Linked DNA regions of Homo sapiens: region 2 is linked to region 1. Evidence: chromatin loops called from intact Hi-C (ENCODE). Cell type or tissue: PC-3. All regions are shown on one strand. Each heading gives the region's core, and the rest is flanking DNA. Links, peaks and the distances in the headings are about the cores only.

Region 1 (15,553 bases), core at 5,458-10,457:
GCTGGGAGTAGGGCAGGACAGAAGAGGGGGAGGAGTCTATTTTCATTGTGTAAGTGTTGAACTTCCACCAATGCCAAAGTCACGGACATGTGTGCAGTTGGATGTGCGAGTTAGAGCAGCCCCAAGGGCCTGTAACCTGAATAGCAGGCACTCACCCAGCTGATAACTCAAGTTCCAAATGGACCACAGCTGAGTTGTAGGGGATGTGTGTGTGTGTGTGTACGCGTGCGTTTGAGATTCCTGGAACAGATTTCCTCTGAGATCTCAACAGGCTTTTTCATTATCATTGGGGAGCTATGGTTTCTCTTATTTCACAAGGCCCATTTCTTCCTTTTGAGATGTGCAAGGAGATGACTCCATCCATGACTTGGCTTTACACTCTCCCTCTTGGCTTTTTATCATCAGTGCAGAGGAGAGATTCTTGCTCGTTCTTCAAACAATCTCATTCGAGCTTTATAAAGATTATTGGAGTTTAAATAATATTCATATCTATGGCCTAGAACAATGTTCCTCAAGTATGCGTCAGAATCATGAGTGGTAGAGGGAGGATTATAATGTAGTTTCCTACATTTCTACCTCCCACCACCCTGGAGTCTGCATTTTAACGTACTTCTGTCTGAGGATCAGACTTTGGGAAGCGTTGGGCTTGAGATGTTTTCTTGACATTGATTTATGTTGAGACCAGACCAAGAAGCAGATGGATGGACATGATCAGTTCATAAACATGTTCCTTTCTTAGGGTCAAATTGGAGGAGGCTCTAGAGAAGCACTGTCCAATAGAAATATAATGCCAACAATATATGTAATTTTAAGTCTTCTATTGGTGCATTTAAAAAGTAAAAGAAGGCTGAGTGGCTGGGCATGGCTCCTCGTGCCTGTAATCCCAGCACTTTGGGAGGCCGGGGTGGGCAGATCACCTGAGGTCAGGAGTTCGAGACCAGCCTGCCCAACATGGTGAAACCCCATATCTACTAAAAATACAAAAAATTAACCGGGCATGGTGGCAGGTGCCTGTAATCCCAGCTACTCGGGAGGCTGAGGCAGGAGAATCGCTTGAACCTGGGAGGCAGAGACTGCAGTGAGCTGAGATCGTGCCACTACACTCCAGCCTGGGTGATGAGCGAAACTCCGTCTCAAAAAAAAAAAAAAAAAGTAAGTAAAATTAATATTAATGACACTTTGTTTAACCCAGTAGATCCAAAATAATATCACTTAAACTTGTAATCAGTCAATAAAAATTAATGAGATAGGGATTTTTCTTGTGCTAAGTGGTATGCATTTTACATTTATATAACACAGGTCAATTTAACCAGCAACATTTCAGGTTCAGGTACTTGATGGTGCCATGTGGCCAGTGGACACTACATTGGATAACAGCTGTAGAGCAATGATGCCTTCGCTAACCCCCTGGCAGACACGTGGTTGCTCATGGCATTTGTTCCCATTTCTCCACTGCTCCTGAATATGACCTCAGAATCCTTCTCAGCACAGAACCTTAGGCAGGCACTGCCAGTTAATTGGACATCAAGATTTGTTTTATTTATCAAACAAATACTTAACAAGTATCTTTTTTGTACCCAACACTTGGGGTATACCCATGGACAATGCACACTAAGATCCCAGCCTCTGAAGGAACCTTCTAGTGGAAGGAGTTGGGCAATAAGCATATTATATGGCATTTTAGAAGGTGACAAGTACTGTAGAAATAAAATGTAAAGTGAGTTTGGGAAAATCAGAATTCCTAGAGTGGGGCTGGGTGGTGGGGTTGTAAATTTAAATGGGCCCATTGAGAAGGTAACATTTGAATAGACTTGAAGGAGGTTGAGGTGAAACTTAAGATGAGACTTAATATCCACTTTTGATCTAGGGTGGCCTGAAGTTTCCTCAAGACTTCATCTGGGAGCATTCTTTTTGGGGTAGGGGTCAAGGAGGCAGGAGGATGGGGATGTGTGGCACTATCCACAGCAAGTTCCTCTCCTCACCACTGAAGACTAAACCAACGTTGGGGAGGCCCAGAGAGAGGCTACAATGCAACCTGCCAGGTGGTGAGTCAGCTGATGTGCTAAGTGCTAAAGCAAAGAACCTCAGTGCCAGGAAAATGGTGTCTGTGCTCATTAGCTGGGACTTGTACACTTCACTCAGGCTTGGGAGATCAACCTTGAGGCTTCCGTGGATCCGCTGAGGACTTTAAGAGTTAAAGCTTAAAGACAGGTGTGGAAACAAAGGGCTGGTTGCCTCTTTGGCTTTTTTCATGTAGTTTTGGATGAGGTTGTTGAACCTGATCCAGAAAAAATAATAAACTTGGCTGTGGTTGCCTAGCCGTAAGTTCTTATAATAAAACTCCCAGCAATTGGCAGATAGAGTAATGTTCTGCTCTTTAAAAAAGTCTGGTAGCATAACCTGAATTTCAAATACAAATGTTGTGCATGGTTCAAGTAGGGAGGAGCATTCAGGAGAGTCCAGGGTGCACCTCAGCATCCCAGGATTTGTTTGACTGTAAAGTGCTTCATGGTTCCCCTTCAACAAACGTTTACTAGGAATTGGGACCCTTGGAGCCCAGTGCTCTGTTCATTCCCACAGGAAGACATTTGTCATGTCAGGGAATGTTAGAGGATTGGGTTTTAATTAGCAAGCAGGAGGAAAGTTCATTGGGTTGTGGGGAAGACATGGAATTACTAAATATGCTTTAATAATTGGTTTTTAGGTGGAGTTATTAGGTGAAAAATCAAATCATTAGCTTTAAAGCTTGGCCAAAAGCTCATTTCCTGGGCAGTAAGGGAAGCAATGAGTTTGGGTAATGGGAATGAATCAATTATGGTGTATCTTTTCCTGTAGGTAACAACATTGAGCTTTCATTCAACAAGCAATTATTGGGTCCTTGCTTCATGCCCAGCACTATGCCAGGCCCAAGGGATTCAGAATGAACAAGGTTTTTTCTTGGCCCTCGAGGTGTTGCTCTTTGTCAAATGAGGGTGGCAGGTATGCTGATAAATAGTTGCAGTCCATGTGAGAGAGGGATGGACTAAAGGTCTGTACAGTCACTTGTGTGCAGCTCATTGTGAGGAGAGTAGGGAGCCTGGGAGGCTTCACAGAGCAGGTGATACTCCTGGGAGGACACAGAACGGTTTGCCATGGGAGCAAGGTAGGATAGACGGGTTCAGGCAGGGTGCAGGGTGTAAAAAGACCCAGGAGTGTGTGGCAGCATGATGTGTTCTACAACTGTGAGTAGTTCTTGGGTATGTGGGAGGGTGGCATGAGATGAGGGCGGGCAGAGGCACTTCAGTCATGCGCCATGTTAAGATGCTTAGGTGCCATTCCGCTTTATCATGTGTTTACTTTTTAGAAGGATTACCCAGGTGACAGTGTGGAGGAGGGGTAGAAGGAACAGGAATAGCGGCTGGGAGGGTAGAAAGTTACTGCAACAGTTTGGTTGAGATTATAAGGACCCAAAATGGGACAGTGTTGTGGCAAGCCTCCAGGGATAAGGTGGAAGATGGGGCATGGAATAAATAGTCTCCTCCTCTGGCACACAGCTCCTCCAACCCTCATCATCTCTGAAGTGTTAAGTACCTTTTTGTATGCTGGTGAGATGACTGGTGGCTGGGGCTCCTGGATAGCCTCTGGATGGGGGCTGGTTGCCAAGGGAACCAACCATGTGATTAGAGGTTAGAACTTTCAGCCCACCCCTCTGAAGGAGGGGAGAAGGGCTGGAGATTGACTTAATCATACATGACCAATGGTTTTATCAGTCATGCCTGTGGAATGAAGGCTCCCTAGAAATCCCTGATCTGTGGGGTAGGGTTTGGAGAGCTGCTGGTTGGTGAGCATGTGGAGGTGCCGGGGCGTGGGGGAGTGGCGCTCTCCGAGAGGGCACAGAAGCTCCTCACCCCTTCCCCGTACCTTGCCCTGTGCATCTCTTCCATCTGGCTGCTGTTCTTGAGTTGTATCCTTTATCATAAATGAATAAACTTAAAAGTATTTCCTTGAGTTCTGTGAGCCATTCTAGAAAATAATTGAACCTCAGGGTCATGGGAACCTATGATTTATAGCCCCACTATCAGAAGCATCTGAAGAGGGGCAGTCTTGTGGGACTGAGCCCTTAATCTGTGCGGTCTGACCTATCTCCAGGTAGATGGTATCAGAATTACATCGAAATACACAGCATCAATTGGTGTTCTGAGTTGGAGAATTAGTTGGTGTGGGAAAAACACCCAGACATGCGATGTCAGAAGTAAACTATTGAGAGTGGTGTGAGCATAGAGAAAAATAGGTTGTTTTTCTCCTATACACTCTTGCAGTTATCTTCCTTGCAGTGATGATTGCAACCCTTTCTCATATTAGACAAAATTATTTTCCCTACATTTCTTATGTGTTTTGCTATTCTCTTTATATCCTATGTTCTTCTACAAGCCAGACTCTGATAAGGGTGCTATGCCATGAAAATTAATGCAGTGTCTGGAGCATGGACTGGTAGACTAGAGGAATGACCTGGAAATATCTTGTCTTCATTTCAGCAAATGATATGATTTGGGTCTATGTCCCTGCCCAAATCTCATGTTAAATAGTAATCCTGTGACCGGGCACAGTGGCTCAGGCCTATAATCCCAGCACTTTGGAAGGCTGAGGCAGGTGGATCACCTGAGGTCAGGAGTTCAAGACCAGCCTGGACAACCTGGTGAAACCCTGTCTCTACTAAAAATACAAAAATTAGCCGGGCCTGATGGTGGACGCCTGTAATCCCAGCTACTTGGGAGGCTGAGGCAGGAGAATCAATTGAACCCGTGAGGTGGAGGTTGCAATGAGCCAAGATCATGCCATTGCACTCCAGCCTGGGCGACAGAGCGAGACTCCATCTAAAAAAAAAAAAAAATTGTAATCCCAGCTGGGTGTGGTGGCTTACACCTGTAATCCCAGCACTTTGGGAGGCCGAGGTGGGTGGATCACCTGAGGTCAGGAGTTTGAGACCAGCCTTGCCAACATGGTGAAACCCGTCTTTACTAATAATACAAAAATTAGCCGGATGTGGTGGCACACGCCTGTAATCCCAGCTACTCGGGAGGCTAAGGCAGAATAATCTCTTGAACCTGGGAGGTGGAGGTTGCAGTGAGCCGAGATCGCACCATTGCACTTCAGCCTGGGTGACAAGAGCAAGACTCCATCTCAAAAAATAATAAATAAAATAAAATAAATTGTAATCCCCAGTGTTGGAAGTGGGGCCTGGTAGTAGGAGGTGATTAGATCATGGGGATGGGAAGATTTCCTCTTTTGTGCTGTTCTCGTCATAGTGAGTGATTTACCACGAGATCTGGTTATTTAAAAGTATGTAGCACCTACCCACTCCCTCTCTTCCTCCTGCTCCTGCCATATAAGTCACGCCTGCTTCCTCTTCACCTTCCACCATGATTGTAAGTTTCCTGAGGCCTCCCAGCCATGCTTCCTGTACAGCCTGTGGAACCATGAGCCAATTAAACCTCTTTTCTTTGTAAATTACCCAGTCCCAGGTATTTTTTTATAGCAGTGTGAGAATGGACTAATGCAGCAGGGTTCTTGGTGGGTTGTAGCATGATGCCCTTACAAAGATGAGGAAGGTTCTGTGAGGTCCCTTGGTAGTTGGCTGAACAACCTGGAACCCCAGCAAGGACTGCTAATGTGCTCAGGTTAGTGTGGGAGTGTACGTATGAGTCACAGACTTCAGCCTTGTCTTGGTCAACCTCTCAGGGATTTAGATGAAAGTGCAGAAGGTGTGCTATAAAATTTAATTATTTATAGCTAATAAAATAAGGATTTTTACATGGTCTCTTCAGACTTGAAATATGGGTCTGAAGAATAACTATAAGACTTTGCATTTATTTTGGGAGAATTATGGGTATAAGGATAGGATAGAAAAGCCTCGAACTGGTGAAAAGACCTTGGGGGGTTAGGTACCATCATCTCTACCATCCTTCCTGGTGTGAGTGACCACTGTTTCTCACCTGAATTATTCCGGAAGTCTACTAATGATCTCCTGCTTTTTGTCTCCCCTTAGACTCAACATAGCAGCCAGAGCCATCCTGCGAAAACATTTGGTAGATGTTTCAATAGTCCTTACAACGGTCTACAAGGTCCTGTTGGGCCTACTGGTCTCCTCTGGGACCTGTGTCCTACCAACCTTGCCTCAGCCCTGTGTCCTACCAACCTCCTCTCAGCCCTGTGTCCAGCCACACTGACCTCCTTGGTCTTCCTTCACCATGTCAGACCTTACACTTGCTGCGTCTCAACTGTGAATGCTCCTTGCCCTGATGTTTGTGTGGTTTGTTCTTTCGTCTCCTTTAGGTCTTTAACTTCTCAGTGACCTTATTGTGCTCCTCTGGCTGTCTTATTAGACTTTAATCTCCATAAGGGCAGGGAATTTTTTCTGTCATATTCTCCACTGTGTCTCTCCACTGTGTCTCCAGCATGGAGAACAATGGAGTAGGCAGGCACTCCATAAATCTTTGTTGGCTCTATGTTTAAAGCATAGATTAGTTTATTAGGCTGTTCTTGCATTGCTAAAAAGAAATACTTGAGACTGGGCAATTTATAAGAAAAGAGGTTTAATTGGCTCATGGTTCTGCAAGCTGTACAGGAAGCATAGCACCAACATCTGCCTCTGGGGAGACCTCAGGATGCTTTTACTTATGGAGGAAGATGAAGCAGGTGCAGGCACTTACACATGGCAAAAGCAGGAGCAAGAGAGAGAACGTGTGTCGGGGGAGGTGCCACACACTTTTAAATGAGCAGATCTCACGTGAACTCAAGACGAGAGTTCACTTATTACCAAGGGGATGGCCTAAGCCATTCATGGGGGGATCTGCCCCCATGATCCAAACACCTCCCACCAGGCCCCATGTGAAACGTTGGGGGTTACCATTCAACATGAGATTTAGGTGGGGACAAATATGCAAACTATATCAATTAGTAAATATGAGATCATAGCAGGGTTCAGCTGATGCCAAAGCTAATGTGGATGCTTCATGCAGTGTTCACATATATGGAGAAAGAGATTTATTATAGGAATTGTCTCATGCAATTATAGAGGCTAAGAAGTCCAAAATCTGCAGAGCCAGTGCCCCAGTTCCAGTTCGAAGGCCTGTAGGCTGCTGTAGCACCGGGAAGAGCTGATGTTCCAGTTTGAAAGCCATCAGGTAGAATTCTTACTTGTGAGAGAGTCAGCTTTTTGTTCTATTCAGGCCTTCAACTGATTGGATGAACCCATACATGTCAGGGAGAGAAATCTGCCCTACTCAATGTACTAACATTTAAATCTCATCCAAATGCATCCTCACCAAAATACCCAGAATAATGTTTGGCCAAATATCTGGGCACCTGTGGCCCAGTCAAGTTGACACATAAAATGAACCATCACAGTATGCTTCTCAGACCATACCTGGAGACCTTGAATCTTGTCCCGACACCGTCTTTCAGAGACTATCCTGTTGACGCTCTGACAACCAGGGTATCTGGGGCAGAACTGAAGAAGCTAGGGGTGTTGCCCTGAAAAAGCAAACATGTGATTGAGGTCAGATGACACCTTTAAACACCTGAAGTCTTGTCTCATGGAAGAAAGACGAAGGAATTCTTTGTTCTAGTAGGCATGGCTCAGACTAGTGTATAAAAAATGAATCTAACAGAACAGAAATCTGCTGTCTTGGGAGCTAGTGAGGTCTTCTTTCTGGAAGGGTGCAAGCAGAGGCCAGCTGTGACCAGGAGTCAGAAGTCTTAAGTTCTGGTCTGGGCCTGGTGCATGACTCTCTGGCCTTGGGTAGGCCATTAGACTCTCTGAGGTTTCCGCTTTTCTGCTGTAGAGGTCACCGTAGCCTGCCTCACAGTTCCGCAAATCAGATGGAAATAACATCTGAACAATACCTTCTAAAACAACACCTTCTAAAACTCAGCTGTAGCCTTGTCAGGGTCAGGAGAGCTGGCAGTCAGGAGGGGAGTGCTAGCTCACTCCTTGCTGAAGCTGAAAATTTCCACTGACCTGCAGTCAGGGACACCTCACTGCAGCTTTGCTTTCTTCTTATTGGAATGTGCCTGAGGAGTGGCAGTTAACTCCAGTTCCAAATTCCTCAGCCCTGAGTGTATGAAGCTTATTGCTGCTGGCCCGTGAGGACAACAATGCCTGGAGGGAGCAGAGGGAGTTGTTCCTCCTCCACGAATCAGCCCCATCACCAGCTTCATCACGGCATCGCTCTTTAATTACTTCAGGACACAATTCGGAGTTGCCGTTGATATCTTCTGTATTTGTGCTGTTTGCTTTCTTGCCTCTGGAATGCACCAGTGTGACATCCCGCTTTCCGCTCTGAAAAACGTACTCTGTGTATAATGTATATAGGGTTGCTGTAGTTTATGGCCACAACATGAATGAGAAACAAGAAGCAGAACATCCAGGGTTTCTCGTCTAAACATTCAGAACTGTGCTGGCAGTGGGACAAAGGCCTCTGGACTGTTGTGGGTTTTGGTGACAGCCTTGATAAAAATGCCTTTTTAGTACAAGTGAAAGGAAGATTTTACTACAGTGCAAAAGTCAAAAAATTAGATAAACATTGTTGGAAGTTCAGTGTTGATGAGTAGCTAAGCCTCAGAGAAGTTACACTTAGGTGGGCATGGTTATTTTTTGGCAGGAAAATGACCTAGGATTTTTTTCTTATTCAGGCGACGTCAAAACAAGGTTAGAGCTACATGTTCCCCTCTGGTTTTGTTTATAACTGGCATCAGGACATTCAGAAATGATCGTGACTACACTTGACAGCACTGATACGTAGTAAGTGTGCAGTCAGTGGTAGCTGTTGTGAGTAGCTTTGGTTTACACCGAGTTTATTAGTGATTAATTCAGGGCTTCCACAGAGCCCTGTGTAGTTCTACACAGCTACCACTGACTGCACACTTACTACGTATCAGTGCTGTCAAGTGTAGTCACGATCATTTCTGAATGTCCTGATGCCAGTTATAAACAAAACCAGAGTGGAACATGTAGCTCTGTACCATCTGTGTGGCCCGGGCATCAGGATATCTAGAAACTTTTCAGGTGATTCTAGTTTTCAGCTTGCAACATTAGTAGGTCATGGAATCAATTAATTGAAGTACTTTTTTTTGCCAGCGTTTTTAGAAGATACGTTTATATAATTGTATAGAAAATATTAATGCCTAGCACAGTAGCTGGGAAAATATAATTTTGTGTGTGTTAAAAATGCTGCTGTGATAGAACCACTAATAAAATCCCTGCCCTCGACTTGCTTCTTAGTCTTACTTCAGAAACTGCATGCTTTTCGTTATGAATAAATGGTTCATGTGAAATTTAATACAAGACATTTATAGTTCTATGACCTGAGAATTTGTGAGCCTTCTTGCCCACATTTTGAGGTTTCACTCTGACATTGAAAAAATCAGTTATTTTATAAATGCTAGCCAACAAAAATGGCATACATATTTTCACCAGCAACTAAATTTGATTATAGCACAGCAACAAGATGATGATTTTCCTCCTTTGGATGTGTTAATTACACATATACCATGATATGCTAGGTCAGCAGTGGTCTAAATACATTCAGCAAGAATGAGGTACTTGCATACGTCATCCTGAAAGTTTTATTAGATCAGTTTAACAGCCTCTTGACTTCATTATCTATGGGAATTTGGGGGTCTTACACAATAAACTGTTACAAACATTCATCTCACTCTTATGAAATAGAGCAATGTGATAGAAAGGCTGGCAACCTTTGGCCATTTTTATCTCAGTGCTGAGGTGAACATAAACCAAGAGGACTCTCGCTGTTTCCCTATTGTGATGACTCTGTTGGCAGATGCTGCAACTGTGGAAGACCTGAAAGTCGTGATCAGTTGCTAGCAGGACTTTGGGATCACTTGTCTTGATCCTGAAGCTTTTTATAAGCCCACGAGAACATTCATCAAGGCTTCCCACTTGACTTGAAATACATTCATTGTAAGATTGGTCTTCGATTTAGATTTCTTGGAAATAGCAGTGATAATTCTTACGATTACTCAATGTGCAATGCAGTCCGTCCTCACAAGGTTCTTTCAGAGTTCAGAGGGACATCCTGCATTGGTAGTTTTGCCTTTGTCTGGGAGGACTAGGCTTGGGATTATTCCTTGAATCCGCTGCTTAAAAACGCTGATCTGCTTGTATAACAAAGGGAAGAGGTTCGATTTACAAGCACTTCGATTTGAGAAGTACTTTCTCTAATTATGATTCAGCTCCGGTGACTGCACCATGTTAAATACGCAATTCTCTTTCCTCTAGGTGTCTGAGGGTTCTGTGGTCCAGTTTTCATCAGCAAACTTCTCCTTGACAGCAGAAACAGAAGAAAGGAACTTCCCCCATGGAAATGAACATCTGTTAAATTGGGCCCGAAAAGAGTATGGAGCAGTTACTTCATTCACCGAACTCAAGATAGCAAGAAACATTTATATTAAAGTGGGGGAAGGTAAATTTTATGTGGCTTCAGTTAATGACTGATTTATGACAGGCAATTGTTTTCTTTTCTGAAACCAGGTGGTTAGGGCAAGGAATCACAGAATTACAGAATGTTGGACCTGGAAGGGACCTGAGGGGTCATTTGGCCCCAGGCCTCTCCACCGCCCCCCATATTCCCTCCCTTCTTTTTTCCTCCTGGGGAAGCAGGCCTGGTTATGGCCAAGTGAAACACAGGGAGGAGCAGGGGGAGAGAGGAGAAGGTTGTTGTGTGGGATTTAGAAGACACCCATGCACAGAAGTCAAAAAAAGTAAGTGGAGGTGAGAAGCTGAGGGTGTGGGAAGGAGGTGATGACTGATGGAGTGGAAGAGCTGGCAGAATGAATGGGTCAGCAGGTGGCTTCCTCTTACCTGTGTTCTGCAAACGTTTGAAGCCTGTGTCAGTTTGTGGTGCTGAGACATAGGTTACATTTTGGACAATAGCAAAGGAAAAGTATTTAAATATATTTTTAGTACAAATGACTATTACAAGGACAAATTATTGGAGAAAAGAAGTGTAGGGTCTTGATAAGAGATTGCCTATTTAAATTTCCTTGCATTGCAAAGGGATAGAAATATCCAGAAACCCAGTTTTGAAAGCCTTTTTTAAAACAAAAACAAAAACAAAAAACCTTCTCTTTCTTTCTCATTCTTTCATTCTTTCATTCTTTTCCTCCCTCCCTCCCTCCCTCCCTCTCTCCCTCCCTTCCTTCCTTCAACAGGGTCTTGCTCTGTTGCCCAGGCTGGAGTGCAGTGGTGCGATCAGTGCTCACTGCAGCCTCAACCTGCAGGGCTCAAGTGATTCTCCTGCTTCAGTCTCCCAAGAAGCTGGGACTACAGGCATATGCCATCATACCTGGCTAATTTTTACAATTTTTTGTAGACACAGGTCTTGCTGTGTTGCCCAGGCTGGTTTTGAACTGCTGGTTAAGAGATCCTCCTCCCTTGTTCTCTCAAAGTGCTGGGATTACAGGCATGAGCCACCGCACCTGGCCAGACCTTTTTTTAAAAATCATTATTTTCAGTTGAGTATATTTGGAACCCCCATAAGTTACTAGGAAATAACTCTTGTGAATGGGTCCTTGTTATAGCTGGCTGATTGTGTGAACACTGCGTTTAAGGTCTTCAGCATCCAGCTGCTTTCTGTTAAATTCTACAGCAGCTGTCACCTCCTCATAGACAAGACAGGGAAGGGTGGGTTAGTGAACACTTGATCCCAACTCTTATTTGGATCTGGGCTGCTTTAAAGTGTGTGAGAGACAGAGGCAGGAAAGGTGGACGTGGACGTCGGAGAGGATGCTACGTGCAGAAGCCATTTCAGGGGCCTTCACGTGCATCCCACTTAACCCCACAGTAACCCCAGGAGGAAGATGTCATTTCCACCGTTTTACAGAGGGCTTAGTGGAGGGCTAAGTGAACCTGCTCACATCCAAGTTACTAACAAGTGACAAAGCCAGAACACAAACCCAGGCTTCCTGACTCTTGAGTTTAACGCTTGTTGCCTGAGCTGTACTTTAAGTCCTAGCCAAATAAGCATAACTCAAAAAGGGAAGTGGTCCACCTGGATGAACATCCTTGTTTAGTTGAGGCAGAGAGAAGGGGACTTAGAGGAGGGCTGGGCTCAAAAAGTCTAAGTTTGTTTCTGTACTCTCATGATAGGTAGCTAATAACAGAGGTCAAATCCCATTGAGACAAAATGAAAAATTTCTTTTAATAAAGACTCTAAGCCCTGGCCAGCGGGCCGCGTTTCTGAAGCAGAATTCTAGTAGCATGAAAGAATGTTGATTACCCCTTGGAATTTGTTAGAATAAGAAAATTTGTTATAATAACATTTAGAATGTTGGACTGTGTTCTCTCGGCAGTGCATGAGCTTCTTTCTAAGCACAGTAGTCACTTACCCTGAGAGCCACGGGTTGTCACTTAACTGGTTCAGCCTGTGCACACTGGGTAGGGGAAGCCAACTTAAAGGACCTTGTGTCTGGTGCAGTAAAAACTGTTAACTCCTTGGTAACACCTTCGGAACCCCTGAAACTTGACTCCAGCCACCAGTTGAGTATGAGTCACCGGGCCATGCCGTGGAGAGAGGAGCAGTAGGGAAAGGAGGTTCCTTGGTGAGGTCAGTGGACCATAAAGTGATATGTTTATCACCACGGCTCAGACTGCACTGAGCAAGCTTCATCCCCCACTTCCCAGAATCCGACCTGGCTCTACCTTTCTTGTACCCAGCGATCGCAGGCCATGAGGCCTGGTTGCTCTAACCCGAGCAGTTCTCAGAGTGTGGTTTTTGCCCCAGCAGCATCCGCATCACTTGGGGACTTGATGGAAATGCCAGTTCTCAGGCCCAACCCAGACCAACTGAATCAGGAACTCTGGGGGTGGGACCCAGCAGTCAGTGTTTCAATCAGCCCTTTAGGAGATCTGATGCTTGCTGACGTTTGGGAACTGCTCTCATCTATATACCCAGAATGAAAGAATTTAAGAGTTTTGCTCTTATCCCAGCTGGTCTTGCTGCGAGGCTTCAAGCAACATTGACTTACCACCAGAGCCTCAGTTTCCACAGCAGGAAAATGAGGTGTTTGCATTACCCCCCAGGTTCATTCCTGCTCTCAGAGTATATCCTTCTGTGTCTCAAAGTCATTTGTCAATCTTTCCCTAAAATACAAATAAGCATGTGACTCCCCCTGCCCCCAAACTTGCCAGGTTTCTACCCGGGAATTCCCCTTTGTGGTTTCCTTTCTACTTGGCACTCGGTATAAGTTTTGATGCCAGGCATTCGGAAAGTCATTGGGGAGCGGGGGAGAAACCACACACAACAAAAGTGGTCAGCTTATTCAACTTAGTGACAATGGCTTCTGGGACTAGAGCCCTTAATAACATCAACTTTTGAACAATTAGACCTTTCCTAGTGGCTTCACATGAGTGAATATTTTGTTATTTGTCTCAAATCTCACATCATTGTTTGTTAATTCAGGAAACCTATACCATATGCCCACTATGTGCCAGATACAAGCCAGGCACACCTATGAACTGGATATGCCGGCCACAATCCCAGGAGGGCCCTAGTCTCTTGAGTTCCAGACTGTCCTGTCCCTGGCCCATAGACGCTCTTTCTTAATTAAATTTCAACCTTGCCGTTCCAATATCATTTTCCATCCTGTGATGTGGGGGAGGCATCCGCAGGGCTGCAGCTGCACGGTGTGCATACCTCATTTGCTCATCTGGCAAAACCCTCAGCAGATGTGGAGGGAGGCTGCTCTAGCAGCCTGAGTCAGTGGAGCCTTGAGCTTTTCTCTCTGAGGGGGAGGGGAATTAGAGGAGACTGCAGAGTGCAAACCCAATGCTCTCTCGCAACGAGCCGACAAACAGAGGCTTTGGTCCCCTTTGTTCTGGGGTGGTGCTGGGGGTGCTGTGGTGGCCAGAGCCATGATGCCCCAGTGTGTGCTGCGGACCTCAGCACAAGGGAGGTTGCACAAGTGGGGAGGGGGAGGGACAGTATCAACCCAGTCTTGGGACCCCCTGGTTGGATTCCTTACTCCAAAGTGAGACTTCCATGTGGACTTGAACCCTGGCATCCTGTCCTCAAAATGGAAAAGGCAGAAGTCTGTTTTATAGTAGTGCCAGGCCTCTGATTAATTATCCCTTCTGAAAAAAGCATGCTACACCTAGAACTTCCTTGACACTGGTCCCAGCTGTCACACTGCCAGCAGTTTCTTTCAAGTTCTGTTGAAATATTTAAGCCCGTGGATGGAAATCCCATCAGCCGCCGTGCTGTGTAAATGGCATGTGCCGTTGTGGGAGTGTCTTCAGATTCTGGTACTTGCATCACTTTCCCGGGTGGAGGTGGTGAGCAACTCTCAGCACAGTGAGATAATGTTTGCGAAAGCACTTTGTAAACTGTAAAGTGCCATATAAACTTGAGTTGTCTGTGTTCAGATTGTGAGAAAGAGTGAAAGTCTGCCTTCTTTATTTCCCCCAAATTCCTACCTTTCATCTTCAGAGTATAAAGTGCTGTGAGGAATACATATGAGGGAAAGATTAATTCTACATGGGGTGTCGGAGGATTAATTAGGTGGTTGCTTCTCCTGATAGTTGAAATAACAAATATCCAAGGAGGAGTGCATTTGGGGATAGAATGGATTGAATGTTAAATACGCTGACCATGAAATACATAAGTATTGGATTTTTAGATAGGAGATGCTTGGTAGACAGATGACAGTATAAGTCAACTGCTCAGAAAAGGAGTCATGATCTAGGTACAGGTTGAAACCATGGGAGTGATTGAGATCACCTAGAAAAAGAATGAGATAGAAAGGGGATTGAGGAAGGAGCTGAGAAGTTCTTAGCCTTGGTTTATATTGGAATCTACTACGAGCTTTTCAAAAAAGAAAGCTCCCTAGGCCCCGCCTGGGTGTTCTGAATCAGATTCTCTGGGTTGGGGTCTATACAGATTCTGAGCAGAGGAGGAACCAGTGGAAGAGATGTGAAAGATAGGTCAGAGGAAACAGACGAGGACAGGAAGTATCACAGAGAACATGCAAGGAGAAGATTTAGCCAAAAGAGGCCCCTAGTTGGGGGCTAGTCAATAGGCGGTCACTGGTGACCATAACAGGATGCATTTCAGGGCAGTGGTTGCGGACTTCACAGACGAAGAACCATCCTTTGAGCTCGTGGTTCCCTGTGTCTGCCATTTGCTCAGTTTCACTGTCACCCTCCTTCCTTTGAATCTGGTTACCGAGTACCTCAGTGGTTTGACAGATTGTCCTGTGCCTCTTTCAGATCAAGTGTTCCCTCCAAAGTGCAACATAGGGAAGAATTTTCTCTCACTCAATTACCTTGCTGAGTACCTTCAACCCAAAGCAGCAGAAGGGTGTGTGATGTCCAGCCAGCCCCAGAATGAGGAAGTACACATCATCGAGCTAATCACCCCCAACTCTAACCCCTACAGGTAAGTGAGTCTAAGTGTGTGAGTGTGACAAGAGATGAAAGTAAAGATCTTCCTTGACTTGAGGCAGGGAGAGGTGTAGCCCGTCCTACACCCTCCCCTACGCAGGAGGGAAGGGAGCC
Region 2 (15,553 bases), core at 3,592-8,591, 190 kb before region 1:
AAATATTTGTTTTTGTTTTTGAGACATGGTCTTCCTCTGTTGCCCAGGCTGGAGTGCAGTGATGCAATCACGGCTCGCTGCAGCCCCAACCTCTCCGGCCTGAGCGATCCTCCCACCTCAGCCTCCTGAGTAGCTGGACTACAGGTACATGCCACCATGCCTGGCTTCACTGTTTTAAATAGTATCAGAGAATGTTAAGTGCTTAGGAAAGACACATAAAATATGTCAAGGGAAAACTATAAAATGTTAAGAGACATTAAAGAATACCCAAATGGCCAGGCGCGGTGACTCACGCCTGTAATCCCAGCCCTTTGGGAGGCCAAGGCGGGCAGATCACGAGGTCAGGAGACCGAGACCATCCTGGCTAACACCGTGAAACCCCGTCTCTACTAAAAATACAAAAAAAAAAAAATTAGCCGGGAGTGGTGGCGGGCGCCTGTAGTCCCAGCTACTCGGGAGGCTGAGGCAGGAGAATGGCGTGAAACCGTGAGGCGGAGCTTGCAGTGAGCCGAGATTGCGCCGCTGCACTCCAGCCTGGGGGACAGAGCGAGACTCCATTTCAAAAAAAAAAAAAAAAAAAAAAAAGACCCAAATGTAGAGACACCATGTGGCCATGTGAAGGAAAATTCTGTATCTTAATGATGTAAGTTCCTTCCATACTGGTCTGTAGATTCAATGCAATTCAGACAACACTCAACAAGGTTTTTATAGAACTTGACAAGATTATTAAAAAATGGATAAGGAAGAGTAAAGGTCTAAGAATAGCCAAGAATCTTCTGAAAAAGAAAAGCAAGAAGGGAAATTGTCTTCTCTTATATTAGGATTCATTATGAAGCTATTTTATTATAGATAGGAACTCTTAAAGCTAGTTCTCTACAACTCCTACTCACTAACACTTTAAGCATTTTTATTTTGTAGATAACATTCAAAAACAAAAAAAAAATTAAGTTTATTTAGAGAGACCTCTTCTGTTCACTTGGGAGTGAATTTAGCTACTGTGATACAAATTAACCAACATAATAGAGAAACCCATTTATGTTTGGACTTTGGTATATATTGGAATGCCATGTCAGGTAAGTGGAAAAAGGGGAGATTGGTCATTTAATACAGCTGAGAAAAATGGTTATCCATTTGGAAAAAAGATAAATTGAATTTCTACTCACACCATAAAATTAAAAAAAAAATCAACTCCAGATGGATTAAAAACTTAAATGTCAAAAACAATAATTTAAGAAAACTTTTAATAGAAAACATAGGTGACTTGGTTGGGAAAAAGTGTCTTAAGACAGTAAAAATGTTATGTATAAAAAGAAGATGTAGATAAATTTGACTGCTAAAATCAAGGCCGGGCATGTTGGCTCCCACCTGTAATCCTAGTAGTTTGGGAGGCTGAGGTGGGAGGATTGCTTGAGGCCAAGAATTCAAGGCTAGCCTGGGCAACATAGTGAGAACCCCCATCTCTCCAAAAAAAATTTTTTTTTTGAGATGGAGTTTTGCTCTCATTGCCCAGGCTGGAGTACAATGGCAAAATCTTGGCTCACTGTAACCTCCACCTCCTGGGTTCAAGTGATTCTCCTGCCTCAGCCTCCTGAGTAGCTGAAATTACAGCCACCCACCACCACACCCAGCTAATTTTTTTTGTATTTTTAGTACTTTTTTTTGTATTTTTGTATTTTTGTATTTTTAGTATTTTTAGTAAAGATGGTGTTTCACCATGTTGGCTAGGCTGGTCTTGAGCTCCTGACCTCAGATGATCCCACCCACCTCGGCCTCCCAAAGTGCTGGGATTACAGACATGAGTGCCCAGCTAAAACATTTTTTTTTTAAAACCTGGATGTAGTGGCACACGCCTGTAGTCCCAGCTACTTGGGAGGCTGAGGCATGAGGACTGCTTGAACCCTGGAGTTCAAGGTTGTAGTGAGCTGTTACTGAGCCAGCCTGGGTGACAGACAGAATGAGAATCTGTTTCAAAAAACAAAACAAGGCCTGGCACCGTGGCTCACACCTATAGGCTGAGGCAGGTGGATCACCTGAGGTCAGGAGTTCGAGACTGGCCTGGCCAACATGGTGAAACCCCTGTCTCTACTAATAATACAAAAAAATTAGCTGGGCGTGGTGGCGCATGCCTGTAATCTCAGCTACTTGGGAGGCTGAGGCAGGAGAATCGCTTGAACCTGGGAGGCGGAGGTTGCAGTGAGCTAAGATTGTGCCACTGCACTCCAGCCTGGGCAACAAGAGTGAAACTCCGTCTCAAAAAACAAACAAACAAATAAAACAAAACAAAATAACAAAACAAAATTAAGAATTTCTGTTTGTCAATAGACATCTTTCTAAATGCAATGTATTATCATCCTGTGTTGGATCCTGGAACAGAAAAAAGACCATGTTTTCCCCCTGCCTCAGTGATAATAACAGGGTAGGCCAACTTCTCTCTTGGTCCATAGGAAAAGGGGGTATTCCTTTCTCTGTCTGTTCTCTGTAGTAATCTTTTTTTTTCCATAAAATCTTTCAGAAAAGATCTAGTAATTTTAGTAATACTTGAAGATTGACGGGAAACATACATTAACAATTTCTTTGTAGAACAAAAGTGATAGAAAACCTCAATTATCTGACATAAAAAAGGTGACACATCTTCATATCCCCAAATAGTTGCATCTTTTATTAGCCAGTACTATCCATGTAGGAGTCATATCTGACAAAAAAGTATAACTTTTAAAGACTAAAAACCAAGTCCAAAGCATATCAGTTTACACGCTCCTCCCCCACCACCACCAAATAAAAGACAAATGATTGTACCATCATTATTAGGAAAGATGGAATGATACCTTTCCATCACCCCACTCCCCTGTGCATGATTTCTCACTGGATGACTCTTCCTGTGCCCCTCCCCATCTCAGAATAGTCTGAATTCTGTCTGCTCTCTACGTGCCTCTTGCTCAGGTTTACAGGGTCAGGATTTCTTACCCTTGCCAAGCATTGGGCCCACTTAATTTGTCCTCAAGATACTGGTCAGTTACTCTCCTGTGGCCTAGCTACTTCTTTCCATCTTGCTGACCACCTAATTCCTAGATCTGCATCCTGCTTCTAGCCCATCATGATGATCTGTGTTCTCTTCATGGTCCCATGAGGCTCACTTCCAACCCTGCTTTGCAATTTTGAGAATTCCATAGGTCCACTGTCATTTTCCTGGTGGTGATGTGCAAAAGCAATGGACTAAAAACCCAAGGATCAGCCAGGTGCAGTGGCTCACGCCTGCAATCCCAACACTTTGGGAGGCTGAGGTGGGTGGATCACCTGAGGTCAGGAGTTGGAGACCAGCCTGGCCAACATGGTGAAACCCAGTCTCTACTAAAAATACAAAAAAGTATCTGGGCGTGGTGGCAGGCACCTGTAATTCCAGCTACTCGGGAGGCTGAGACCAGAGAATTGCTTGAACTGGGAGACAGAGGTTGCAGTGAGCCGAGACCACGCCGTTGCACTCCAGCCTGGGAAACAAGAGGGAAACTCCATCTCAGAAAACACAAAACAAAACAAAACAAAACAAAAACTCAGCGGTCTTTGTTCTAGGACCAGCTCTGTCACTAACCAGTGAAATCTTGATTGATCTGATTTTCCTCTTTTGTGAAACAGGAAACCTGGATTCAATCATCTCCAATTTTTCTTCCCCTTTAAAATTCTCTGAGTCTCTAATCCCAAGTATGGCCTCTTGACTCCTGGTCTTTCTTGGCTTTTGGCCCAGACCAAGATCACTGTTCCTGGACCCCAGCCCTGCCCTGTTTTCCCTGCCTCCATTCCTGCCTGACCCTGCATTCTTCTGCAGCCCGGCATTAGCATAGCTCCTCCTGCCAAATGCCACTGCCTTGTCTCCAGCTCTCCTTCAGAATTTGTACGTTTCCTTATGATATTATTTTATATGCATATGTTTTATCTCCTCAGTTGAATTATAGGTGACTTTAAAGCAGGAGCCCTGTCTTGTAACCTGCCTTTTCAGGTTACCTGCATATAGTGGACATTCAGGAAGTATTTATTTCTTCATTGAAGAGTGTCTTGAGAATTTATGTACTATTGTGAAAGCTTTCTTTTTTTCAGAGACAATCCTAAGTAAAAATAGCTTTGGTTTGCCTGATATAACTTGTTTCTCTCTCTCTCTCTCTCTCTTTTTTTTTTCATTTCTTTTCTTGGTTGTTTGTTTTGTTTTTGAGACAGTGTTGCCCAAGCTGGAGTGCAGTGGCGTGATCACAGCTCACTGCTGCCTCCATCTCCTGGGCTCAAGCGATCCTTCTGCCTCAGCCTCTCGAGTAGCTGGGACTACAGGTGTGTACCACCACACTCGGCTAATTTTTTTTATTTTTAATAGAGATGAGTCCTTACTATGTTGCACAGGCTGGTCTCATACTCCTGGGCTTAAGCAAACCTCCCGCCGTGGCCTCCCAAAGTGTTGGGATTATAGGCGTGAGCCACCATGTCCAGCCTGATGTAACTTGTTTCAGTGTAAAGATGCCATGCATTCTTTCTCTATAACCCTGAGTTCTCTTAAAAGAGCTGTTTTTATAAATATTTTGAACAATTTTATATTCTTATGGTAACCATTTCTCACCAGGCATTCTATTAAACTTGTCTCTCAGGTTATTTGGTATTATCTTTTGTTTGTGAGAGAGTTACCCAGGATTATAGGTCACTCCACTACTTAAAATCACACTGTGACTCCCATCTCACCTAGAAATCCCAATGCCAAGTCTGAAGTCCTAACCATGGCTACACCAAGCTGGCATCCCCACCACCTCTCTGACCTCGTCCCCTAAAACCCGCCTACTCACTCTGCTCCACTGGCTTCCTTGCTGCTTCCTTGCTGTTTTTCAATCACATCAAATATTTCCCAGCATCAGGAATTTGCCCCTTCTGTTTCCCCAGCCTGAAATACTCTCCCTGCACCCAGGCCTTCCCTGACAGCCCTGTCTGAAGTGGAGCACACATGGCCTTGCCAGTCACACTCGATTCCCCCTGCTCAACTCCATTTCTCTTCATTAAATTCATCATCAACTAACATATTTTGTATTTATCTGTTTATTGTTTATCTTCCCCACTATAATGTAAGCTCCATTGAAAGCAGGAACTTGTGCTGGCTTCTCTGCTGTATCCCCAGCAGAGTAGCTCCCAATAACTACTCTCATGTGCAATGAATATATGCTTGAAAAAAACCAGACCTGACTTGAAAAAATGTGGTGTTAGGCAGGTCATAAATTTTAGTTCAAGTAAATTTAAATTATCTAATTATGTTTCCGGTGCTGTGTTTTCCTACTGCATTAAAGATATAAAGTTAATAGATTCAGTAAATATTGAAATTAATTGGATAAATTGGGTGCCAGATGTGGTGGCTCATGCCTGTAATCTCAGCATTTTGAGAGGCCGTGGCGGGAGGATTGCTTGAGGCCAGGAACTTGAGACCAGCCTGACTAACATAGCAAGACCCTGTCTCTACAAAAAAAATTTTTTAATTAGCCAAGCGTGGTGGCATGGCACCTGTGGTCCCAGTTACCTGGGAGGCTGAGGTGGGAGGACCGCTTGAGCCCAGGAGATTGAGGCTTCAATAAGCTATGATCATACCACTGCACTCCAACCTGGGCAACAGAATGAGATTCTGCCTTGGTTCGACGTTTCCAAAAATATGAACAAGGTTCCTTTCACTTATTTTACCTTAATACCAGAAGCATAAATATTAAAAATGATTTCTTCTTTTAGCCACGAGGTGGCAGAATATGCACACATACTTTGTCAATGGCAGCGTTATTCTGTATCACCTTTTGGAAGCAGTAATACTACTGCTTTATATTTGAAGAGTACATTATAGCAGACAAAATACTTTCACAAACTGTGTATATATACACACATACGTATGTGTGTATACACACACACACATATGTGTGTGTGTGTGTGTGTGTGTGTGTGTGTGTGTGTGACGGAGTCTCGCTCTGTCGCCCAGGCTGGAGTGCAGTGGTGCAATCTTGGCTCACTGCAAGCTCTGCCTCCCGGGTTCATGCCGTTCTCCTGCCTCAGCCTCCCGAGTAGCTGGGACTATAGGCGCCCGCCACCACACCCGGCTAATTTTTTGTGTTTTTAGTAGAGACGGGGTTTCACCATGTTAGCCAAGATGGTCTCGATCTCCTGACCTCGTGATCCACCTGCCTCGGCCTCCCAAAGTGCTGGGGTTACAGGCGTGAGCCACCGTGCCTGGCCCACAAACAATATTTTATGATGCCCCTGTGAAGTAGGGAAGACAGTCAGGGCTCCTGATCATGTGACAGCATGTACCTGGAAGTTTCTGCCTCTTAAATGATGAGTGCTTTTGAGTGTATTTTCTGTGGAGAGCTGGTGTATGCAATTCACATGAGCATTAATGAGAATTGTGCGTGCACTGAGCCCTGGATGGATCTGGAATACTGAAGTGAAATAGCAGAAAAATTACCTACATGTAAAAACTAGCACTTAAATTCATTAAATATTGCTGTTAAGTTTTCTTTTTCTTTCTTTTGTTGAGACAGGGTCTGGCTCTGTCGCCCAGGCTGGAGTGCTGTGGTGCAATCACACTCACTGTAGCCTTGACCTCCTGGGCTCCAGCAATCCTCCTATCTTAGCCTCCCCAGTAGCTGGGGTCACAGGTGTGCGCCACCACACCCGGCTAATTTTTATAATTTTTGTAGAGGTAGTGTTTTGCCATGTTGCCTAGGCTGGTCTTGAACTCCTGATCTCAAGCAATCTACCCTCCTCAGCCTCCAAAAGTGCTAGGATTACAGGCATAAGCCACCATGCCCAACCGCTGGTTAGGTTTTCCAAGTTTACCGTAAGCAACTGATTGGTGTCCTTTTAGCACAGACTTCTATTGGCAGAAAAATGATTTAACAAAGTTCACTTGATTCATTGTACTTTGCTATAGTGCCATGTGGCATATAAGAAAGAATTTAGGCTTCAGAAGCTGGATTCTTGGGTGTGGTCCTAGTTTAGCTGCTTACGGGTTATGTGACCTTCAGCAAGTGATGCTGAATTTTTGTATTTTTAGTAGAGACGGTGTTTCACCATGTTGGCCAGGCTGGCCTCAAATTCCTGGCCTCTGAGCCTCACTTTCCTCCTGTGTAAATGAGTATAACACCTGCTTCATGGAGTTGGTATGAAGATGAAATGAGATAATGATTATGATAGTGGTTTAGAAAGTAAAATCCATACATGCAGGGTGATTGTTATGATCACTAAAGGCAGGGGAAAGGCATGAGTTTTTTTTAAGATGGAGGGCCTGGGCTTTGTCATTGCTAGCTGTTGACCTTGGGTTACTTTATTCATATTGTTGGACCTCAGTTTTCTTACTGGAAAAAAAAATTGAAGGAATCAGCAAATTTTTATTATTCTCCTTCCTTCCTTTTTTCTATTTCTCTCTTTCTCTTTTTCTCTCTCTTCCTCCCCCTCCCTCTCCTTCTCCCCTCCCTCTCCTTCTCCCCTCCCTCTCCTTCTCCCCTCCCTCTCCTTCTCCCCTCCCCTCCCCTCCCCTCCAAGGTCTTACCCTATCACCAGGCTATAGTGCATAGCTGCATATATATAGCTGCATATATATAGTGCATAGCTGCACATTCTATAGTGCATAGGATCAGCTCCTGGGCTCAGGTGATCTTCCTGCCTCAGCTTCCTGAGTAGCTAGGACTATAGGTATGCACCACCACACCTGGCCTAATTTTTAAAATTTTTTTGTTTTTGGTAGAGATGGAGCCTCTCTATGTTGCCCAGGCTGGTCTCAAACTCCTGGGCTCAAGTGATCCTCCTACCTTGGCCTCCCAAAGTGTTGGGATTACAGGCATGAACCACCTCACCCAGCCTAAGTGGTGGCTCATGCCTGTAATCCCAGCACTTTGGGAGGCTGAGGCAGGTGGATCATGAGGTCAGGAGTTCGAGACATGCCTGGGCAATATAGTGAAACCCTAGTTTCTACAAAAAATACAAGAATTAGCTGGGCATGGTGGTGTGTGCTTGTAGTCTTGGCCACTCAGGAGCCTGAGGTAGGAGGATGGCTTAAGCCCAGGAGGCAGAGGTTGCAGTGTGCCAAGGTCACGCCACTGCACTCTAGTCTGGGTAATAGAGGGAGGCTCTGTCTCAATGATAATAATAAATTTAAAAAAAATCTTCAAATTAGCTCATTCTGGGTTATCCAAGTGGGTCCTAAATCCAATGACAAGTGTCCTTATAAGAGACACTCAGAGGACAAACACAGACAAAAGTGGAGAAGACCATGTGAAAATGGAGGCAGAAATTGATGATACAGAGATTCCAGACAGCTGAACACACAGAGGTTCCTGGAGGGTGGCGCACCCAGGGAGGGCATGGAAACTCCACACCCTTCACCCATACTTTGCCCTACGTGTTTCTTCATCTGTATCCTTTGCAATATGCTTTATAATAAACCGGTAAACACAAGTAAGTGTTTCCCTGAGTTCTGTGAGCCACTCCAGCGAATTAATCAAACTCAAAGAGGGGGACATAGGAACCCCAACTTGAAGCCAGTTGGTTAGAAGTTCTGGAGGCCTGGACGTGAGACTGGTGTGTGTGGGTGGGTGGGGGGCCAGTCTTGGTCTCAACCTGTGGGATCTGACACTATTCCGGTAGACAGTGTTGGAACTGAATTAGAAGACACCCAGATGGTGTCCACTGCTTGGTGTCCAGGGGAAAATAAACCCATACATATGGTCACAGAAGTCTCCTTTTGTGTTGATGATTGTTGTGGTGTGAGAGTAGAGGAAAAACACAGTTAGAGTTTTCCCTACACAACTGATGTCAGTGAAGCAGGATTTGCTGGAATGGCTCTGACTCATGGAAACATGTGGTTTGGGAAGAGAAACAATAAAAGGGTGGGGATGAGAAATCTTTGATTTCTGGGTGGCCACGTGGTCACCCACGGTATGAAGCCACAGCTGTGTTGAGATCAGTTACTAAAGGTAAAAGTTACAAGTGGAGTTAAGATATTTAATTCATTGGTTATTGTTATCTGCAATGGCTAAAATGAAAGTAAAAGATGGTGCTGGGTCAGGACTTGAGGCTGACCAACCTCAGATGTGGGTCTGTCTGAGCTCAGGCCACTAGCCTCAAAGTCACCCACAAAGGAGAAAATTATACAGGGACAACAGAATGTGCCTCTGAGATCTGTGGTTACCAAGAAGGTAGTCAATGTGAAGGAAGGGCAAAACCAAGTAACTATTGAAACCAGAAGGAGAGTGTGAAGGAATCGTTCCATTTTGTAGACTGGTGTCATTGGCTTCCTGAGGATGCTTTACTAAAATGGATTATGAGAGTGACTAATTCAGGGGAAGAATGCAGAGTGGAAGGACATGTTTGGGGTGATGCAGGACCCACAGACACATAGGAAGTTATTCCTGGCCGGGCGCGGTGGCTCACGCCTGTAATCCCAGCACTTTGGGAGGCCGAGACGGGCGGATCACGAGGTCAGGAGATCGAGACCATCCTGGCTAACACGGTGAAACCCCGTCTCTACTAAAAATACAAAAATTAGCCGGGCATGGTGGCGCGCGCCTGTAGTCCCAGCTACACGGGAGGCTGAGGCAGGAGAATGGCGTGAACCCGGGAGGCGGAGCTTGCAGTGAGTCGAGATCGCGCCACTGCACTCCAGCCTGGGCGACAGAGCGAAACTCCGTCTCAAAAAAAAAAAAAAAAAAAAAAAAAAAAAGGAAGTTATTCCTGAGGCAACAGCCAGCCTGGTGGAGTGGATATAAGCCTCTGTAAGGTCTGTTTATCCTGAGAAGAAGGTCTGCCCGAATTCACCTATAAATGTCAAGTGGAACACCCCTGATGAGGCAGCTGATGTGCTTTGTATTCAAGCCATGTGGTACTAGCTTTGGGATGACCAGGATATTCACCTGATGAATGTGCCTGTTAACCAGGTCAGGGTAAATGCCGTGATTAAGGGGGCCCCTTCTACCTGGGGACCCCATGTGATATTACTCCTGCAGACTCCAACTACAGAGAAGCCTTAACAAATTTGCTTTGTGGGTCTTACAGATGTTAATAAAAGCATTAGGTTAGTTAACAAGAGAACAGGGAAAGGCAAAAGGGAGAGTCAAAGTACTTATTGTAGGATGGTGGACTTTTTTTTTTTTTTGAGATGGAGTCTCGCTCTGTCGCCAGGCTGGAGTGTAGCGGCATGATCTCAGCTCACTGCAACCTCCGCCTCCCGGGTTCAAGCGATTCTCCCGCCTCAGCCTTCAGAATAGCTGGGACTACAGGTGTGCCACCACCACACTCAGCCAATTTTTATATTTTTAGTAGAGACAGGGTTTCACCATGTTGGCCAGCATGGTCTCGAACTCCTGACCTCAAATGATCCACCCACCTCGGCCTCCCAAAGTGCTGGGATTATAGGCGTGAGCCAATGCACCCAGCCAAGAAATTTTTTAATGGTTATTAAGAAATATGGTGAATAAAGAAATAAGATGATGGGGTGAAACTATGAAGAAAAAAGAAGGCTGGACAACAAAGCAAGACCCCATCTCTACAAAAAAAATGAAAAAATTAGCTGAGCATGGTGGCACACACCTGTGATCCCAGGAACTTGGGAGGCTGAGGTAGGAGGATCACTTGAGCCGGGAGGTCAAGGCTGCAGTGAGCCATGATCATACCACCGCACTCCAACCTGGGCAACAGAGTGAGACCCTGTCTCGAAAGAAAGAAAGAAAGAGAGAGAGAAAGAGAGAGAGAGAGAGAGGAAGGAAGGAAGAAAGGAAGGAAGGAAGGGAGAATAAGAAAGGAGAGAGTCATGGGACTCATCCCAGCATGGTGGAAATATTTAGATGGCTATTAAGAAATGGAATTAATAAAATGAAAATTGATGAGGTTACAATAAAAATCTTAGTTCTATCGTAGGTTGAGTGAACCAAATCTTCTGGGTCTCCCACAATTAAAGGGCCCAAACCAGTTTGCTGTGTTTTTCTCAGTTTGGAGAGATTTAAAAAGCGGGAAGGCAGAGGTTACAATGAAAAATCTGATCCGAAATTGCTTAGGGCAATAGTCGGGCAGACTAATCAAGATAAAGATTGACAAAAGAGGCAGGGTCCTTTGGCTCAACCCTTGGCTGGGGACCCAAAGACTTTGGCACAAGAGAGGATAAAATGGTCTGGGGGTGAGGAAGAGTTCATGAAACTGGAACATAAAAATGGAGGAGCCAGTTATGAAAGTTGGTGTATTTGAATACACTTCACGTGAAGTGGTTGCATTTTTTTTTTTTGAGACAGAGTCTCACTTTGTCGCCTAGGCTGGAATGCCGTGACACGATATCAGCTCACTGCAACCTCTGTTTCCCGGGCTCAAGTGATTCTCGTGCCTCAGTCTCCTAAGTAGCTGCTACCACGTGCTGTCACGCCGGCTAATTCTTGTATTTTCTGTAGAGACAGGGTATCATCATGTTGGCTAGGCTGGTCTCAAACTCCTGAGCTTAAGTCATCTGCCCACCTTGGCCTCCCAAAGAGCTGGGATTATAGGCACGAGCCACCGCACACAGCAGCATCTCTTCTACCTGATTGTATCATGGGAATGAACATTTTATCTGATTGGGGAATGTTTTCCCTACCTGGTACTGTAAAACATAAGGCATGTGAATCTGTTTTTCAAACATTAATTGGACACGCTAAATGGGAACCAGTAATATTGCCCAAGCTCACACAGTGCACAGTAGAAGCTAGAGTGCTGGTAGGGACAAATTCTCCACTTTCTAACCCCCGGTGGAGTATTTCCTGGAGTTTATGGCAAAAGCCTCTAGGCTGGGCGTGGTGGCTCATGCCTGTAATCCCAGCACTTTGGGAGGCCAAGGTGGGTGGATCACGACGTCAGGAGTTCCAGACCAGCCTGGCCAACGTGGTGAAACCCCGTCTCTACTAAAAATACAAAAATTAGCTGGTTGTGGTGGCTAGGGGCTGTAATCCCAGCTATTCGGGAGGCTGAGGCAGGATCACTTGAACCCAGGAGGCAGAGGTTCCAGTGAGCCGAGATTGTGCCACCGCACTCTAGCCTGGGCAACAATAGCGAAACTCCATCTCAAAAAAAAAAAAAGCCTCTGAACACCTCCCAGCAACAACTACTGGAACCTTTGGACTAGAGAATTTCCTCTTGATGGGCCTTGCTATGAAACATTAGCTGAAGTTACCTGTATACCACCTGAAATACCCATGCTGTCTCGGGTGATGTCAGAGAAACACTTTTTTTTTTTTTTGAGACAGGGTCTTGCTGTTACCCAGGCTGGTCTCTAATTACTGGGCTCAAGCAATCCTCCTGTTTCAGCCTCCCAAAGTGCTGGGATTACTGGTGTGAGCCACTGTGCCTGGCCAGAGAAACATTCTGTTTGTTTGTTTTTTTTGTTTGTTTGAGACGGAGTCTTGCTGTGTCGCCCAGGCTGGAGTGCAGTGGCACGATCTCGGCTCACTGCAAGCTCTGCCTTCCGGGTTCACGCCATTCTCCTGCCTCAGCCTCCCCAGCAGCTGGGACTACAGGCACACGCCGCCACACCTGGCTAATTTTTGTATTTTTAGTAGAGACAGGGTTTCACCGTGTTAGCCAGGATGGTCTCAATCTCCTGACCTTGTGATCCGCCCGCCTCTGCCTCCCAAAGTGCTAGGATTACAGGTGTGAGCCACCGCACCAAGCCCAGAGAAACATTCTAATGGGGACACAGTGCCCAGAAGAGTTCGTAGTAAAATGGAAATGGTTTATGGAGGATCATCATGTTACCTGGGGAATGCAGGGAGTTGCTTTTCCACTATGGCTGACTCTGGAACTATGTGAGAAACTGCGGGATTCTACAGTGCACAATAAACAGCTCTCAACCGACTAACCAACAGCCGCTTGGTTTGTGGGTGGCAATTCCAAGGCACAAAATGCCAGGAAGAACTATTCTGTATCTCAGCAAGAGAGACAGGGACTGCTGATGGCTGTGGAACAGAGTCTGTGATGGGAAGGCCCCGATCATAGCTGGCAAGTGAGACTGATGCCGGAAGCCCTGGGGGGCTATACGTGGGTCTTCACAGGAATAGATGCTGACTCACATGGGCTTTGCTTATCCAATGGAAATGAAAACAGAGTGCAAAAGAAAGAAAAACAGAAGACGTTGCCTGGATTAGGACGGCCAACCATCATTTCTTCAGATTAAGGAACACACTGTACAGCGCAAAATGTCCAACAATGGGCAGAGAGATACCCTCTTTAGAGTAATAGTTTGATGCAGAAGTAGACTGGCAATTGAAACATTGTCTAAATCAGGGAGAGATAAGAGCATGCTGGGCTGGCTTACATACCTTCATAAGTGTGTGCTCACACTCAACACGAGTGGGACTAGAGTGGCCCTGCTAGGTTTTTTGTTTTTCTGGTTGATCTGAGGAAGGGAAAGGTGGTTGGGGAGGATGCTGGTTTTCCTTACCAAGGGAGGAGTATGCCAGTATAACAACTATAATTTTTTCTTTCTTCCTGAAATCATCTCGAAATTTTTCTTTTCTCCCTTACCTGATGCAGTGGTCCCAGGGCCAGGGCTGCAAGTACAAGTGCTGGATCAGCAGGGGTGATTTCTGTTTTTTTTTTTTTTTTTTTTTTTTTTGAGACAGAGTTTCACTCTTGTTGCCCAGGCTGGAGTGCAGTGGCTCAATCTCAGGTCTCTGCAACTTCCACCTCCCGGGTTCGAGTGATTCTCGTGCCTCAGCTTCCCAAGTAGCTGGGATTACAGGCATGTGCCACCATGCCCAGCTAATTTTTGTATTTTTGGTAGAGAAGGGGTTTCACCATGTTGCCCAGGCTGGTCTTGAATTCTTGACCTCAAGTGATCCACCAGCCTTGGTCTCCCAAAGTGCTGGGATTACAGGTGTGAGCCATCGCATCAGAATCAGAATTTTTTTTTTTTTTTTTGACATGGAGTTTCGCTCTTGTTGCCCAGGCTGGAGTGCAATGGCGCCATCTCGGCTCACTGCAACCTCCGCCTCCGAAGTTCAAGTGATTCTTCTGCCTCAGCCTCCTGAGTAGCTGGGATTACAGGCATGTGCCACCATGCCCAGCTAATTCTTTTGTATTTTTAGTAGAGAGGGGGTTTCTCCATGTTGTTCAGGCTGGTCTCGAACTCCCGACCTCAGGTGATCCGCCTGCCTCAGCCTCCCAAAGTGCTGGGATTACAGGCGTGAGCCACCACGCCTGGCCCTGAACCAGATTTGTAAGCAAAAAAATGTAATGATATTGTTAAACCTTATGTCGAAATTCCTAAGGGCATAACTGGGATGGGTGTACTTTCACCCTATCTAGCAAAATTGCAGCAAAGAGTGAATGCAGGCCGGGCGCCGTGGCTCACGCCTGTAATCCCAGCACTTTGGGAGGCAGAGGTGGATGGATCACAAAGTCAAGAGATTGAGGCCGGCTGGGCGCCGTGGTTCACGCTTGTAAGCCTAGCACTTTGGGACGCCGAGATGGGCGGATCACGAGGTCAGGAGATAGAGACCATCCTGGCTAACACGGTGAAACCCCGTCTCTACTAAAAATACAGAAAATTAGATGGGCGTGGTGGCGGGCGCCTGTAGTCCCAGCTACTCGGGAGGCTGAGGCAGGAGAATGGCGGGAACCCGGGAGGCAGAGCTTGCAGTGAGCCGCGATCGCACCACTGCACTCTAGCCTGGGCGACAGAGTGAGACTCTGTCTCAAAACAAACAAACAAAAAAAGATTGAGACCATTCTGGCCAACATGGTGAAACCCTGTCTCTACTAAAAATACAAAAATTAGCTGGGTGTGGTGGTACGTGCCTGTAGTCCCAGCTACTTGCGAGGCTGAGGCGGGAGAATCGCTTGAACCCGGAAGGCGGAGGTGGCAGTGAGCCGAGATCACGCCACTGCACTCCAGCCTGGCGACAGAGCGAGACTCCGTGTCAAAAAAAAAAAAAAAAAAAAAAAAAAAAAAAAGAGTGAATGCAGCTATACTGCCTAGTGGTAAAAATAGCTCACTAGTTCTACACCTGTGTTACCTTACCCTACCTGAATGAGAATGGATTGAGGAGGAGGTACTTGCTAGACTTGCATCGCTACCTGCAGTTTAGACCAGCACAGTGGCAATTCTAATGTTCCTTCCAAAGGTGACGAAGTTTGAATATTAATAGAGAGAGAGAGAAACAGTAACTTCCAGTAAAGAAATTAAGGCCAGGCATTGTGGTCACGCCTGTAATCCCAGTACTTTGGGAGGCCAAGGCAGGTGGATCACTTGAGGTCAGGAATTTGAGGCCAGCCTGGCCAATATGGTGAGACCCAGCTTTAGGGGAAGTTGTTTTAAAAATTAGCTGGGATGGCCAGATGCGGTGGCTCATGTCTGTAATCCCAGCACTTTGGGAGGCCGAGGCGGGCAGATCACAATGTCAGGAGATTGAGACCATCCTGGCTAACAGGTGAAACGCCGTCTCTACTAAAAATACAAAAAATTAGTCAGGTGTGGTGGCGGGCGCCTGTAGTCCCAGCTACTCGGGAGGCTGAGGCAGGAGAATGGCGTGAACCCGGG

Evidence for each region. A loop is a pair of places that touch in the nucleus more often than their neighbours do. Peaks named below come from ENCODE experiments on the same cell type or tissue, not always from the same donor. Only the 100,000 strongest peaks of a DNase experiment are listed, where the experiment ranks them.
Region 2: a loop joins it to region 1, with 3 times the contacts of the local background. A loop is called at or near these places in 5 of 110 quality-filtered maps.

The regions. Positions count from the first base shown.
Region 1 is chr1:91,729,686-91,745,238 of GRCh38, reverse strand. TGFBR3 (transforming growth factor beta receptor 3) reads left to right here. Exons shown (of 17, transcript NM_003243.5): 5 at 10,280-10,463; 6 at 15,266-15,434. Among named protein-coding and RNA genes, the nearest start is that of TGFBR3, 150 kb to the left of the region's middle. RefSeq lists enhancers at 7,285-8,484, 12,413-12,707. In PC-3, for the core only: no CTCF peak of the experiment used is centred there; a DNase peak (open chromatin) is centred at 8,068; H3K4me3 peaks cover 737 bases; H3K27ac peaks cover 1,875 bases.
Region 2 is chr1:91,917,669-91,933,221 of GRCh38, reverse strand. No RefSeq gene overlaps it. Among named protein-coding and RNA genes, the nearest start is that of BRDT, 24 kb to the left of the region's middle. In PC-3, for the core only: a CTCF peak has its summit at 5,761 (motif pointing right); a DNase peak (open chromatin) is centred at 5,761.